Regions from separate parts of the Homo sapiens genome. Here region 1 is linked to region 2. The links are chromatin contacts, found by Hi-C or POLR2A ChIA-PET in ENCODE. All regions are on one chromosome and are shown on one strand. Each heading gives the region's core, a stretch centred on a gene start or an enhancer-like site at or near the end of the contact. The rest is flanking DNA. Distances are from core to core; before and after follow the strand shown.

Region 1 (6,537 bases), core at 522-3,021, 120 kb before region 2:
ATACTTTTAGAATCCTTTATGTGAATTATATCAGCTTTCATGGATCTAAAAACATCTTTATTTTTGTCTTCATTCTTAAAAGATACATTCTTAAAGGTTACATGATTCCAGGTTACTTTCCCCCACCTCTAACCCCCATCCCTCCACTCTACCACCTCCCCCTCCCCACCCCCCAGCCCTTTTCAACACAAAGAATGGAAACTATCAATTTTATTGTTCCTTTAAGCATATCTCTTCTCTGGCTGCTTTAAAGATTTTCTCTTTATGCTTTGCTTTTAGCAATATGACCATGCTGTGCCTAGGTATGCTTTTCTTTGGATTTTCCTGCTTAAAGTTCCCTGAGTTTCTTGAATCTCTCAGTTGATTTCTTTCTTCACTTTTGGGAAATTGTCAGTAATTATCTTGTCATATATTGCTTTTGTTCCATTCTTTTTTCTCTCTTTCTGGGATTCCAATTATATGAATATGAGACCATCTGACTTTGTCCCACATGTCTCGTTCTCTGTTTGGTTCATCCCATTTTTGTTTCCGTGATTGAATTCTGTTATTTATTTATTTATTTATTTTTGGCCTGTTTGCAAGTCTGTGAAACCTGTTTTTCTGTAACTTACTCTGCTTTTAAAATCATATGAGAAGTTCTTAATTTCAGATGTTTATTTTTCAGTTTCAGAATGTCCACTTGGTTCTTTTTTTATAAATTATGTTGAAAATTGCCAATTGCATTATTTTACACATATTGTTAATCTCTGCATCTCAGGTACTTGCCTCCTAACGTTAATATCTGGGTTTTCTGTGAGTCTGACTAATTTTCTGGTTTTCTCTTGATTATGTGTCTGCCACATATTTTGCTTCTTTTGATGTCCCTTAATGTGTTTACTTAGTGTCCCCGAACTAGACTAACACTGTGTATGAATGAACATGATTTTCTTTCAGATCATGTGTTTTCTCCTAGAGAGGTGTGCTCTTTGCTGTGTCAGACAGATAGAATGAGGAGTTTGATTATCTCAATCCAGTGAGGGATTACATAGACCGCTCCCTCCCTCTACTAGGATTCTGTCTTCTTACGGAAGTTTTCTCTTCCCTTTTGACCCAGCCTCTTTTTTTTTTTTTTTTTTTTTTTTTTTGAGATGGAGTCTTGCTCTGTAGCCCAGGCTGGAGTGCAGTGGCGCGATCTTGGCTCTTGGCTCGTCACAACCTCTGCCTTCCAGGTTCAAGCGATTCTCCTGCCTCCGCCTCCCTAGTTGCTGGGATTGCAGGCGTGCACCACCATACCCAGCTAATTTTTTGCATTTTTAGTAGAGACGGGGTTTCACCATGTTGGCCAAGCTGGTCTCGAACTCCTGACCTCAAGTAATCTGCCCGCCTCAGCTTCCCAAAGTGCTGGTATTACAGGTGTGAGCCACCGCGCCCAGCCTTGACCCAGCCTCTCTATCATCCTTCAGTGTTCCAGTTACATTTCTGAGGAGATATACCACTGGGAAAGCTGTCTATGTATCTAGAGCTTTTCTAGATTCCAGTCTGTCATTTCAGCCCACATGGGCATCTAAAGCACTACTAGTCTCTTGTTTCCTTTATTAGAGTTCCTCTGCTTAAGCCAAGCTCAGTCCTTACTCATGCCCAAGCTCTGCAGTTACCCCCATGGAAGAACAAGCCAGTGGTCTCAGCTGCCTTGGAAGTGCTCTTCCACCTCTGGATTTTTTGTTCTTTTAGTCCTCATTGCTTCCACAGCTTTCTTACGTTGGTTAGTCTGGTCTTTGAAGCAGGCGCATTGGCCTGCCTCCTATCTAATCACTTACTTTAGGGAAGTGGAAGTCAGAAGTTTATCTTTATAAAAAGAAAAGGCAGATAATTTTAGGAGTGCTTATTTTTATAAGCATAGTGATGTTTTGAATAGTTTTATCTGTGTTGCATACTCATAGCTATAAAGCATTTTTTTCCTTTCTGATATGGGCCTGTTTATCAAAATATGCCCCAGATCTGGGGCGAGCAAACAAAGACCCACAGACCAATGAGGCCCAATTCTTGTTTTTATGTAGCCTGTGAACTAAAAGTGGTTTTTACATTTTTAAAAGGTTGAAAAGAAAATAAAAAAGGAAGAGAATGTTTTGTGAGCATTATGTGAAATTTGGAAGTTTTATTGTAATATATGCACACTCCTCTCTTTATGTGCTGCCGATGGCTGCTTTCGTGCTGTAACCATTGAGTAGTTGCAACAGAGATCTTGTGACTCACAAAGTGTAAAATATTTGCTGTGTGGCCCTTTGCAGAAAAAATTTCCCTATTCCTGCTTTACATCACAGGCTCAGGAATTTTTTATTTCTTATTACTAAGAGAAATTAAGCAAAAGATTGAAACCATTTTATTCCAGAAGTTCTGTAAATTTGGATTTATTAAAATCTTAGCATTTTAGAGGATTTACAAGGAACCTCAGTCTCCTTCATCTCTTTATTTTGCAAATGAAGCAGATTTGAGTGAAAGAGGTTTTAAAATTATGACTACATTTTTGGTATAAAGTATACTCAGTAATAAGCTGATAGAGAAACTATTGATCTATATCACTGAATAATTTGCAAAATTGATTTGTTCTTATATTGCAGAAGTATTTGATTTTTCTTAAGCAGTGTAGCTCTTAAGAAAATATTTTTGGAATTTTTAAAGTAAATATTTTAAGATAAATATTTAAGGCATGTTAATAGCCTTTTCCTTTTATTGTCAACCACAATTCTTTCAAATCTGATGGATATGAAGTTATTTTTGTGAGAAGACTGAAAGTCTTACAGGACCAATTCCAGACATTCTTCATTAAGCTTCGATTGATTTAGAATATAAAGCCCTAAATCATCAGAAATTCCAAGTTAAATTGTTAATGTGTAAGACTGGTTTTTAGAGTTTCTCTTTTATATTCCCATCCTCAGATATTGTGAAAGGTTTAAGCTTAGTTCTCAAATATAGAGATATAATGGTGTGTTATATTACTAGCAAATGGCATTTTTAAATTTTCCAATGTTGAATACAAATTTTGTTTATATAATTTTCAACTTATTACTGGCTCTTTTAGAAAACTTCTACCTCTTCCTCTGCAAACCAAATCAACAACAACAACAAAAAACACAGTAAAAGTAATTTATAATTAATTTGGGAATAGCTAGTTCTTGGATGGCCTGTACTTAAGAATTGATGGGTTCAGATTCATAAGAATTGTTACAACCAATTAAATGCCATCATGCATAGAAAGAAGTATTTTAGAAATGTACGTAAAGTCATTTGAACTTTAAAGAAGTTCCATTAGATAAAACAGACACAAACATTGGTCTCTAATTGGGAAAATTTGAGTCAGTTATAACTTGTCTTTAGGAAATCTATCTGAATTTGGATTTATATATTCTACTTCTCTGAAAATTGGTTTGGAATAAATTTTGATGCTTTTATAAGTTATATAGAAGGGGCTAACCTCTTAGTAGTTATGTATTCCTGTTGCTCAAATACCTGATTTCACTCAGGTAATCTTTAATATAAAGGAAAGTTGGTTTCCTAAATAGTATGAAGAATACGTATTGTGTTTTATTTATTTATTTGTTCATCTGATATTTATTGACCATCCCTGATGCTTCACATTGATGCAGGTGCTGAAAGTACACAGTTGAAATAGACATTCATCATGCCCTCACAATGCTAGTAGTTGAGTAGATTCTATAAGCAGGTATATGTATTTATGTTTAGCATTTGGCACTGTTAATCTTTCTCTTTCTCTTTACTTTTATGGCATACTATCTTGTGGAAATCTCATCCACATACATAGTTTCCATGACCTCCTTTGTACTAAAGTCTGTGCAAAATAATCCCAAGGATAACTCCTTAGTGGGCCTTTCTGGCTAGAGATGCTTTAAATGCACTCATGTCGATACCATAGATGTAGATACCTTATTTTAATCTCTGAGTAAGGCATGTAGCTGTAGCTCTCAACTTCCTCATTTCTCCCCTTCCTCACTCTTTCTCTTATACTTTCTCTTTCTCTTAAAATACTCGTTGAGTACTATATCCCAGGAACTTTTCTGGACAGAGGCTAGAGTAGTGAACAAGAAAGACAGGGCCCCTGCACTATTGGAGCTTTTAGCTTGGCGAGGAAGCAATACATTAAACAGTTCCATACATAATTACAGTTATTGGCTGTACAATGAAACATAAATATACGATGAATGAGAGTGTATATTAGGGAAACTCATCCAGTGTGGGGAGTTAGACTTAAGTGACACTTATGCTGAGACCTCGAAGATAAGTAGTGGTTAGCAGGAGAAGACGTGGTAGAGAATTTCAGGAAGAGGGAAAACCTTTGTGAAAGTTGTGATGAAGCTTAACAGGTTCAGACAACTGAAAGAATATCCTTCTTGCTGGAGTATGATGAATCAGGTGGAAAAGAATGCAAAATGAGGCAGGAGAGATTGATGGAGGTCAGTTATTGGAAGAGGATCTTTTAAACGATGTCGGTGCTTTTGGACTTTATCTTAAGAGAATTGAGAAGATACTGATTTTTAAGCTGGGGAATTATCCACTCAGGTTTGTGTCTTTAAAAGTTGAGTTAGGTTCCTATGTGAAGAATGGATTGAAGGGTATGGATGTGCAGAAATGAGTTAAGCTTTTGCAGTGGTCCAGGTAAGAGGTGGTGGTAACCTAGCTTATTAGCATTGCAGCAGTAAAGATGGTGTGGACAGATTCAATAACTGTTTATGAGATATAATTGACCAGATTTTGTGATTATTTTGATTTCAAGAGTGAAACTGAAGGCAATGTCAAGGATAACATTTTCATCTGCTTGTTACTCTTGTCTATTTGTTGACATTTTGGTATTTTGAAGTTACACATCTTCAAAATCAAACCCATTACTTTTTTTCCAGCAGGCTAACTCTTCCTTCTAACTTCTCTATTTTTAAGAGTGACATTGTCTACCTCCAAGTGACCTAGGCTTAAAATTTTTCTCTTTTGTCACTGCTGTTACTAAATTAGTTACCAAATCTTAAGGACTTGACCCCTTCAGCATCTGGAACAACCTCCTCCCCTTCGTTCTCCCTGCATTCCCTCTTCCCCCCGACTTCATCCTTTTTTCTTTATTACAGCAGTAGTATCCTCTTGTTAGATCACTAAACTGTGCTTTCCATTCAAGTCTCTGAGCTCCTTGGGGACAAGAACTGTCTTTTTCATTTTGTGTCTTTACTACTTTGCATCTCAGCATGGTGAACATAAAACATATTAAGTGAAATGAAAATAAAATGTTTTCCTTGCTTCTTGTTTCTTGCACCATAATTCTTATTCTTTATCACATATTTTTTTCTGTTTCTCAAAAGTTATTCAGGGGCTTCCTTTTGCTTAAAGAATAATTTGGTCTTAGGACTATGTGATAATGAAGTATCCAGACTGGCTGCTGGAGACATAAAGTATATGAGCTGGGGATTTTCCTATAGTAGTTTAGTAAAAAGTGGCTCTTAAGTCCCTTTGCACCGTAGCCCTCACTACCAAAAAGAGCAGATTTTTTTTCTTGGAAACATCACTGACATTTGTAAACATCCCACTATGGATAAAGTATAAAACACTTCATTTGATGCCTTTTTAATGTTTTAAGTTTATGTTTTTGCAGAATTCAAATTTGTATTATCATTTAATATATATTGTATATTGCTTAGCTGCCCCATGTTATCTTCTCAATAGCTACTTTATATGTTAGTATCTTATATGTGTATGTAAAGTATATTGTTTCACATAAAGAAATTTTGCAAGAAAAAGATCCAAATGTCTACTTTGGAAATACCCATTTTTGATAGCTTTGTATGTCCTAATATGAACATTCATATTTTTTTCCCATTTTTCTTTTAATATTTAGGAATAAGAAAATTTTAAATAAGAAGAAATTGAAAAGAAAACAGAAGAGCAAATCAAAAGTGAAGACAAGAAGCAAGGTAAAGCTGCTGGTAATTGATAAGGAATAGGACTTTTTCATATGGTGATTTGAATAAAAATGCCAAGATTAAAAAATATAATTAAACCATTTTATTAGTATGTGCTGAAGTAATTTTGTAAAAGCCCTTTATGATTTGGTTCCTCTTTTAGTTTCATCTTTCTTTTGGGTGTTTCTTTTCTTTCTTGCCTTTTTTTTTTCTTTTTTGAAACAGGGTCTTGTTTTGTCACCCAGGCTGGAGTCCAGTAGTTTCCTGGGCTCAAGTGATCCTTCCACCTCAGCCTCCTGAGTAGCTGGGACTACAAGTAAATGCCACCACAACCAGCTAATTGTTAAATTTTTTGTAGAGACAGGGTCTCACGGTATTGGCCAGGCTTGTCTCGAACTCGTGGGCTCAAGCAATCCTCTCACCTCGGCCTCCCAAAGTACTGACATTGCAGACATGAGCCACTGTGCCCAGCCTATTTCTGGGATTTTCTTGACCAGTAGCCTGGAAGTTAATATCTGGATGTTGAAAATTATTTGCTATTTATTCTTATTATCTTTGATCAGTCCTTTGGGGAACATATCCATTTCTGTTCTCTTTTTTC
Region 2 (6,538 bases), core at 4,016-6,515:
TTTAGCTAAAATACCAAATAATAACTTGCTCATATAATATTTACTATATTTTTAACATTATTGAAAAATTTTAACTTACAATAATTTAAGCATGTATAAAGGCATATGCCTGTGTTTACCTTATTTATTTCTAGACTACTGCAATACTTTTAGAATAAAGAATTCAAATGGATATAAACCGTTACTGAAAAATGTTGTCATTCGTTAAGCAGTAAAAAATCAAAGGAAATGGTCTAGAACTGTGATTCTATCTCCCTATCTTTCTTTCTGGTAATCACTTTGTGGTTACAAACATTATTTTTCCCCAAAAGGTTTTTTCGTTTGTTTGGTTTTTATGCACCGTGCAATCTGTTATAGTTACTGTTTGTAATATGTAGCTCTACAAACATAACGTGTTGCATTGGACTACTCCCAGGTACTCACTGGTTGAATAACTTTTAAATAACAGCATTAATAGTAGCATTACTAGAGAATATAAGTTATATGTTATATACATTATATATGTTCTCTAAGAAGAGGAAAAAGCCTCTACTACTCGGTCTTGCGAAGGTAGGATTTAAAGGAAGTGCCCATATGCTAAAAACTTTGTTTAGCTTGGAAAAATGTTTCAAAAAAGCCCTGTATTGGCATTACCTGGCAAAAAAATTTAAATATATAATTTATTTTCCCATTCAAAAATGTATAATATACTTTAAAAAGAAAAAATGACATTGGACTTTCTAACATAATTTTATATGTGTCTACTGCCTTTAGACTTCCAACCAGTGATGGCAGTGCTTCAAAAGGCAAACAGCAAACCAGTGAACCTGTACACATTTTAAAGAGGTCTTTTGCAAGAACTGTCTCAGTGGTAAGCCATGTTTTAAAAAATTTCAGCTTTTCTCTTCAGTCCTCAGATACATTTTGATGTTTAGAGTTTAGCTGCTCTTGTAAGTTTATCTTAGCCTAGATTTATAAACTCAGATTTGGTTTTGTATTCACATTTATATTCTAGACCACAGATAAAGTATACTTTAAATCATAGAAAAATGGAGGTGTTGGCCTATGATTTTAACATGACCAGATGAATTGGCCTTGCTGTTTTTGAAACAAATAACGATTTGCTTTTCTAGTAAATCATATATGAATGCATATGCTGAATGAATTAGAAAATGAAGGAAAAGTTAAGGATGGTGCTGGCCCAAAAAAGCGTGATTACTACTTGAGGAACTAGGTGGAAGAGTTGCATATCTAACTAGGAAGTTTGTTGAACCACTTGCCATCCCCATTGTACACATGAAGAAGCACAGTGCCATTGAGGTTAACAGTGCAGAATGGAAAGTCAACATGATGTAAATAAATGAAAGTATAAATTAAGGTCTTGATCTCTCATGTATTAATTGAGGATTCTTACGTATGTTACCTAAGTAAATTACATCATAGCATTTTGAATTTCTAATGAGATAAGGGGTGTAAGATGTTTTTGGAACTGTAAGGCACCATCTGAATGTGATTTATTAATATAGCTAGTAGTCTTTCATATTAGTAAAATGCATAGGAAGAATGTTTCTTTCCCTTTTAAATTTATTTTTCAACCCACCAAGTGAATATATATTCCTGGTAGGAATGAGATAAAAGTATCCTAAAAGTATATGAAAGATTTTTCTCCCATTCTCATGATCACCATATATACCTACTATTTACATTTTGGTGTGTATCTTCCCAGACCTTTTTTTTTTTTTTTTTTTGGTGAGGCAGAGTCTCGCTCTGTCGCCCAGGCTGGAGTGCAGTGGCACGATCTTGGCTCACTGCAACCTCCGCGTCCTGAGTTCAAGCAATTCTCCTGCCTCAGCCTCCTGAGTAGCTGGGATTACAGGCGCCTGCCACCACGCCCAGCTAATTTTTGTATTTTTAGTAGAGAGGGGGTTTCACCATGTTGGTGGTGGTCTCGAACCCCTGACCTCGAACAGGCTGGTCTCGAACCCCTGACCTCATGACCCACCCGCCTCGGCCTCCCAAAGTGCTGGGATTACAGGTGTGAGCCACCGCACCCGGCCTTCCCAGACCATTTTTATATGCAAAAAAACTTATTAGTACGTATCAAATACAGGATGCTCTACAACATGCTTGCTTGTTTCTTACGATACTTACAGTTTTCATCTTTTTTAGAAAATTTCGTATTATATATCATGGACATCCTTCCCTGGCAGTACATTTGGCTCTGTCAGTCTTCTCCGTTTGCGTACCATTATTCTAATTTATTCAATCTGATATCTATCAAAGAACCACTTTGATTCTCATTTTTTGTTATTTCATCTTGCTTCATGAGCATCTATACACATACATCTTTAAATACTTGTGTACTTATGTGCATACTTCTACTGGAAATATGCCCATTTAAAGTTTGGTATATCCTCTCAAAGTTGACCTTCCAAAAGAGCCATGGCAGTTTGTAGAGCTTGTGCTTTGAATAAAAGACTATGAGAACTTTGGCTTCTTGGTAACTTTGCATCCTATTAGTCTTAAGTTGAGTTTGGTATCTTTTGATTCAAATAAGGATCTTTGACTCTGTTATGCTTTCTTTAGTGATCTCACTTTTCTGTGCTTGGTAACCCCTTTGTATTTATGTTTAAGTGGTTTTGTGGCCATTAGGTAATTGTAGACTTTATATACAAAACTTATTCAGTCATTTCTTTAAAAGGTAAACTATAGGGCTTAGCACATTGGCTCACGCCTATAATCCCAGCACTTTTGGAGGCCGAGGCAGGAGGATTGCTTGAGCTCAGGAGTTCAAGACCAGCCAGGGCAATATAGTGAAACCCCCATCTAAAAAAACTTAAAAATTAGCTGGGTATGGTGGTGCGCACTTGTAGTCCCAGCTGCTTGGGAGGCTGAGGGGGTGGTGAGAGGATAGCTTGAGTCCAGGAGGTTGAGGTTGCAGTGACCCGTGATCACACCATTGCATTCCAGTCTGGGTGATAGAGGAAGACTCTATCTCAAAAAAAAAAAAAAAAAAAAATTGAATCTATAAACTCGTTTTCAGGAGCTCTGGGATTTGGTGGGAATGGGGCAGTAAGTGCTCTGCTTTGAGATTCAGGTGGTATCTGTTGTCATTTAACCATGATAAAACCAGAAGACTAGAACTGCAAAGAAAATCTACCATCTTAAACTCATATGCTAGAATTTTAAATAATCAAAATAGGAATTTTTTAGTATTTTCTAGTCAATTTTTATCTTCTATTAATGTATTTATCAAAAATTGACTGTAGTTTGTATTGCAAATTTTAATATATAGACATAAAATAAGTTATTTGATACTGTTACTGATATCTAACACTAAAACTCTATTTTATTTTTTACTACAGTGACTGTAAAAAGCTTTATTTTTCTTTCAAGTAAACATGCATTGTTTTATAAGTGCTTCTCATTTTTCCCTTGTTTATATGATAAGCTAGATAGCTGGGTAGCAGGAACACTGAAAAATTTATTTTTAAATAGGTAAATATTGAAGAATGTTGTTTTTAGAAATGCTTAACTACTTTACCTTTTTTGTAACAAACTTCAAAGTTACTGTTGAGGGTAATTTAATAAATGAACTATAAAAGTGTCTTGGGCTCAGTAAAAAAAATTCAATTAAAAAACTCAGTAAAAAAATTCAAAAGAAAGTTTTGAAGTTGTCTACCATTGCCTTTCCATTTGATTCCGTTTATGGTATCATTTGAATTAATTGTTGTCTGTTTTTTCATATTCTGGATTAGGAATGTTTTGAGTCATTGTTGAGTATTCTTCACTGGAGCTGGACCACCTTAGTCTTAGGAGTTGAAGAACTTAGAGGATTAAAAGGATTCCAGTTCACAGCTACACTCCTAGATTTAGAGAGACTGCGCTTTGTGGGTACCTGTTGTCTGAGGTTATTGCGTGTCTATACCTGTGAAATTTACCCAGTGTCAGGTATGATGCATTTTTTTTAAATGACTATAGGGAGAAAATATTAGAGACATTGAGAAGATTTACTTTGAGATAACTGAGAGTTTATGCCCCCCAGCTGCATTTAAGCTGCTTCTAAAATGAGGGGAGAAAGTCAGCTTGCTATGATGCTTATGTATTTGCTTATAAAGAGTAAAATAGATTACATGTCATTCTGATACAAAAAGTAATAGTGGGCCAAAGTTAAATAATCTAATAAAGTTTAATTTTAAACAAATTCTGTCAAATAGAAATATTTTGAACAAGCAATTTGGACTTAAATGCTGAAACTAGGTTTTTATTCCCCCTTCCATTTAGATTAAAAATTGGGACTACACTTAATCTCTAAGTTGTTTCATTTCTAAGATATTAGTACTTGTGATACTTAGCTGTATAGGGAATTACTGAATTATATTGATTGTTTTCATGCATATTTAATATTTTGCTTAATTACCAATCTGCTTTTTCCCCCTCAAAGCTACAGGAAAAGCAGTTGTAGAAGAAACTAGCAAATTAGCAGAGTGTATTGGAAAAACCAGAACTTTGTTAAGAAAAATTTTATCAGAAGGAGTTGATCACTGCATGGTGAAATTGGATAATGATCCTCAAGGATATCTCAGTCAACCCTTGAGTCTTCTAGAAGCTGTCCTTCAGGAATGTCATAATACTTTCACTGCCTGCTTTCATTCTTTCTACCCAACTCCTGCCTTACAGTGGGCTTGCCTTTGTGATCTGCTGAATTGTTTGGATCAGGTAATTTAAGTTTGTAAAATGTTAGTTGAAAATCTGATATATTGCTTAATACTCTTCAAGAAAATAAATTGCAGTTGCCATATCTTCTTAACTTGTATAAAAGATAAATTAGGAAATCATTCGGTGTACATGACTTATATAAGCAAAGTTTAAAATTTTTTAAATCTGCTTCATCATCTTTTAGTTACAAAATTGGTAGGCACATTGTGCAGTTGCTGATTGGTTTTTGAATTGGAGTGAGTGATTCTGAGAGAGGGAGAGAGGAAAAGAACCATAGTGACCAGGGGAGAGCAGGGATAGCACCAGGAGGCCCCCGCCACCCTCATCTGTGAGAACAGGAAGGAGAGAGAGCTGAGAGAACAGTCATACTAGCATTGTTCATTCATTCATGAGGAAGCCACAACCTTTGTAAACCTTTATGCACCAAGTCACAGAGTTTCACAACACCTGAGGCAAAACACTGACAGAACTACAGGGAGAAATAGATTCACATTGACAGCTGGGGACTTTAACACTCCTCTTTCAGTAATTAATAGAGGAACTAGGCCAAAAACATCAGCGATGCAGATTTGAACAGTACTGTCAACCATCTTGATCTGACATTTACAAAACAGGATATGAAACTGCAAAATACATATTCTTTTCAAGTACACATGATTTTTAAAAGAAATATTTGGGACCATTCACTAAGGTAGATCATATGCTAGACCATAAAATGTCTTAATAAATTTCAAAAGATTAAAATGTGAAAGAATATATTTTCAGACCACAGTAGAATTACAGTAAAAATCAATAGCAAAGGATATCCAGAAAAAGCACCAAACATTTGGAAAATGACAGCACTTCTAAGTAAGCAGTTGATCAAAGAAGAAGTTATAAAGGAAATTTTAAAATGTTTCACATAGAAAGATAAAAACATAATATCAGAATTTGTGGGATTTAGCTAAAGCATTGCTTAAAAGAGCTCTTTATACCCTTAAATGCTTATATGAAGAAGAAAGGTTTAAAATCAGTGACCTAAGCTGCTATGTTAAGAATCTAGAAGGAAAAGCAAATCTAACCCAAAGTTAGAAGGAAGGAAGGAAATAATAAAGATAAGAGCAGAAATCAATGAAATAGAAAGTAGAGAAAATTAACACAGCTAAAAGTTGGTTTTTTGAAGAAAAAAAGTTGGTAAACTCCTAGCAAACCTGACTGGGAGAGAAGAGAGAAAGAAAAAACATGAAATACCATAATCAAAAGTGAAATAGGGGTTCACCGGGCACGGTGGCTCATGCCTGTAATCCCAGCACTTTGGGAGGCTGAGGTGGGTGGATCACTTGAGGTCAGGAGTTCGAGACCAGCCTAACATGGCAAAACTCAGTCTCTACCAAAAATACAAAAATTAGCCAGGCATGGTGGTGCACAGCTGTAATCTCAGCTACTCGGGAGGCTGAGGCACGAGAATTGCTTGAAGGCGGGAGGTGAAGGTTGCATTGAGGCAAGATTGTGCCACTGCACTCCAGCCTGGTGACAGAATGATACTCCATCTCAAAAAAAAAAAAAAAAAAAAAAAAAAAAAGAAATAGGGACTATCACTATAAACAACTTTATACTGGTGAATTTTTCAGCCTTAGAGGAAGTTGACAAATTCCTTGAAAAATATAATTTTATCAAAACTAACACATTAAGAAATAGAAAAATCTGAATTGCCTCATATCCATTTAAAAATTATCAAAAACTTTCCCACAAAGAAAATTTCAAGTCCAAATATTGTCATTTATGAATTCTGTTAAACATTTAAGAAAGAAATAATGTCAACCTTTTACAAAGTCTTTTGGAAAATACAGGAGGCAACACT

What was found. A loop is a pair of places that touch in the nucleus more often than their neighbours do. ChIA-PET counts read pairs that join two places held with the same protein, here RNA polymerase II (POLR2A). Pooled maps may share reads with other maps.
Region 1: a pooled map shows a loop between it and region 2 (2.3-fold over the local background). The contact joins two enhancer-like sites. A Hi-C loop is called at or near these places in 2 of 37 single-sample maps with no recorded cell type and 10 of 50 pooled maps. POLR2A ChIA-PET finds 5 or more read pairs at or near these places in 2 of 52 experiments (MCF 10A and RWPE1).

Annotation. Positions count from the first base shown.
Region 1 is chr13:77,296,010-77,302,546 of GRCh38, reverse strand. MYCBP2 (MYC binding protein 2) reads left to right here. Exons shown (of 83, transcript NM_015057.5): 2 at 5,873-5,948. Among named protein-coding and RNA genes, the nearest start is that of MYCBP2, 28 kb to the left of the region's middle. Within about 2 kb of position 1,771, at least 5 of the 41 ENCODE cell types and tissues checked have a DNase peak (open chromatin) inside an H3K27ac peak, as active enhancers do.
Region 2 is chr13:77,183,263-77,189,800 of GRCh38, reverse strand. It overlaps MYCBP2 (MYC binding protein 2), which reads left to right. Exons shown (of 83, transcript NM_015057.5): 30 at 754-850; 31 at 3,738-3,930; 32 at 4,424-4,698. Among named protein-coding and RNA genes, the nearest start is that of MYCBP2-AS2, 110 kb to the right of the region's middle. RefSeq lists an enhancer at 4,966-5,015. Within about 2 kb of position 5,265, at least 4 of the 41 ENCODE cell types and tissues checked have a DNase peak (open chromatin) inside an H3K27ac peak, as active enhancers do.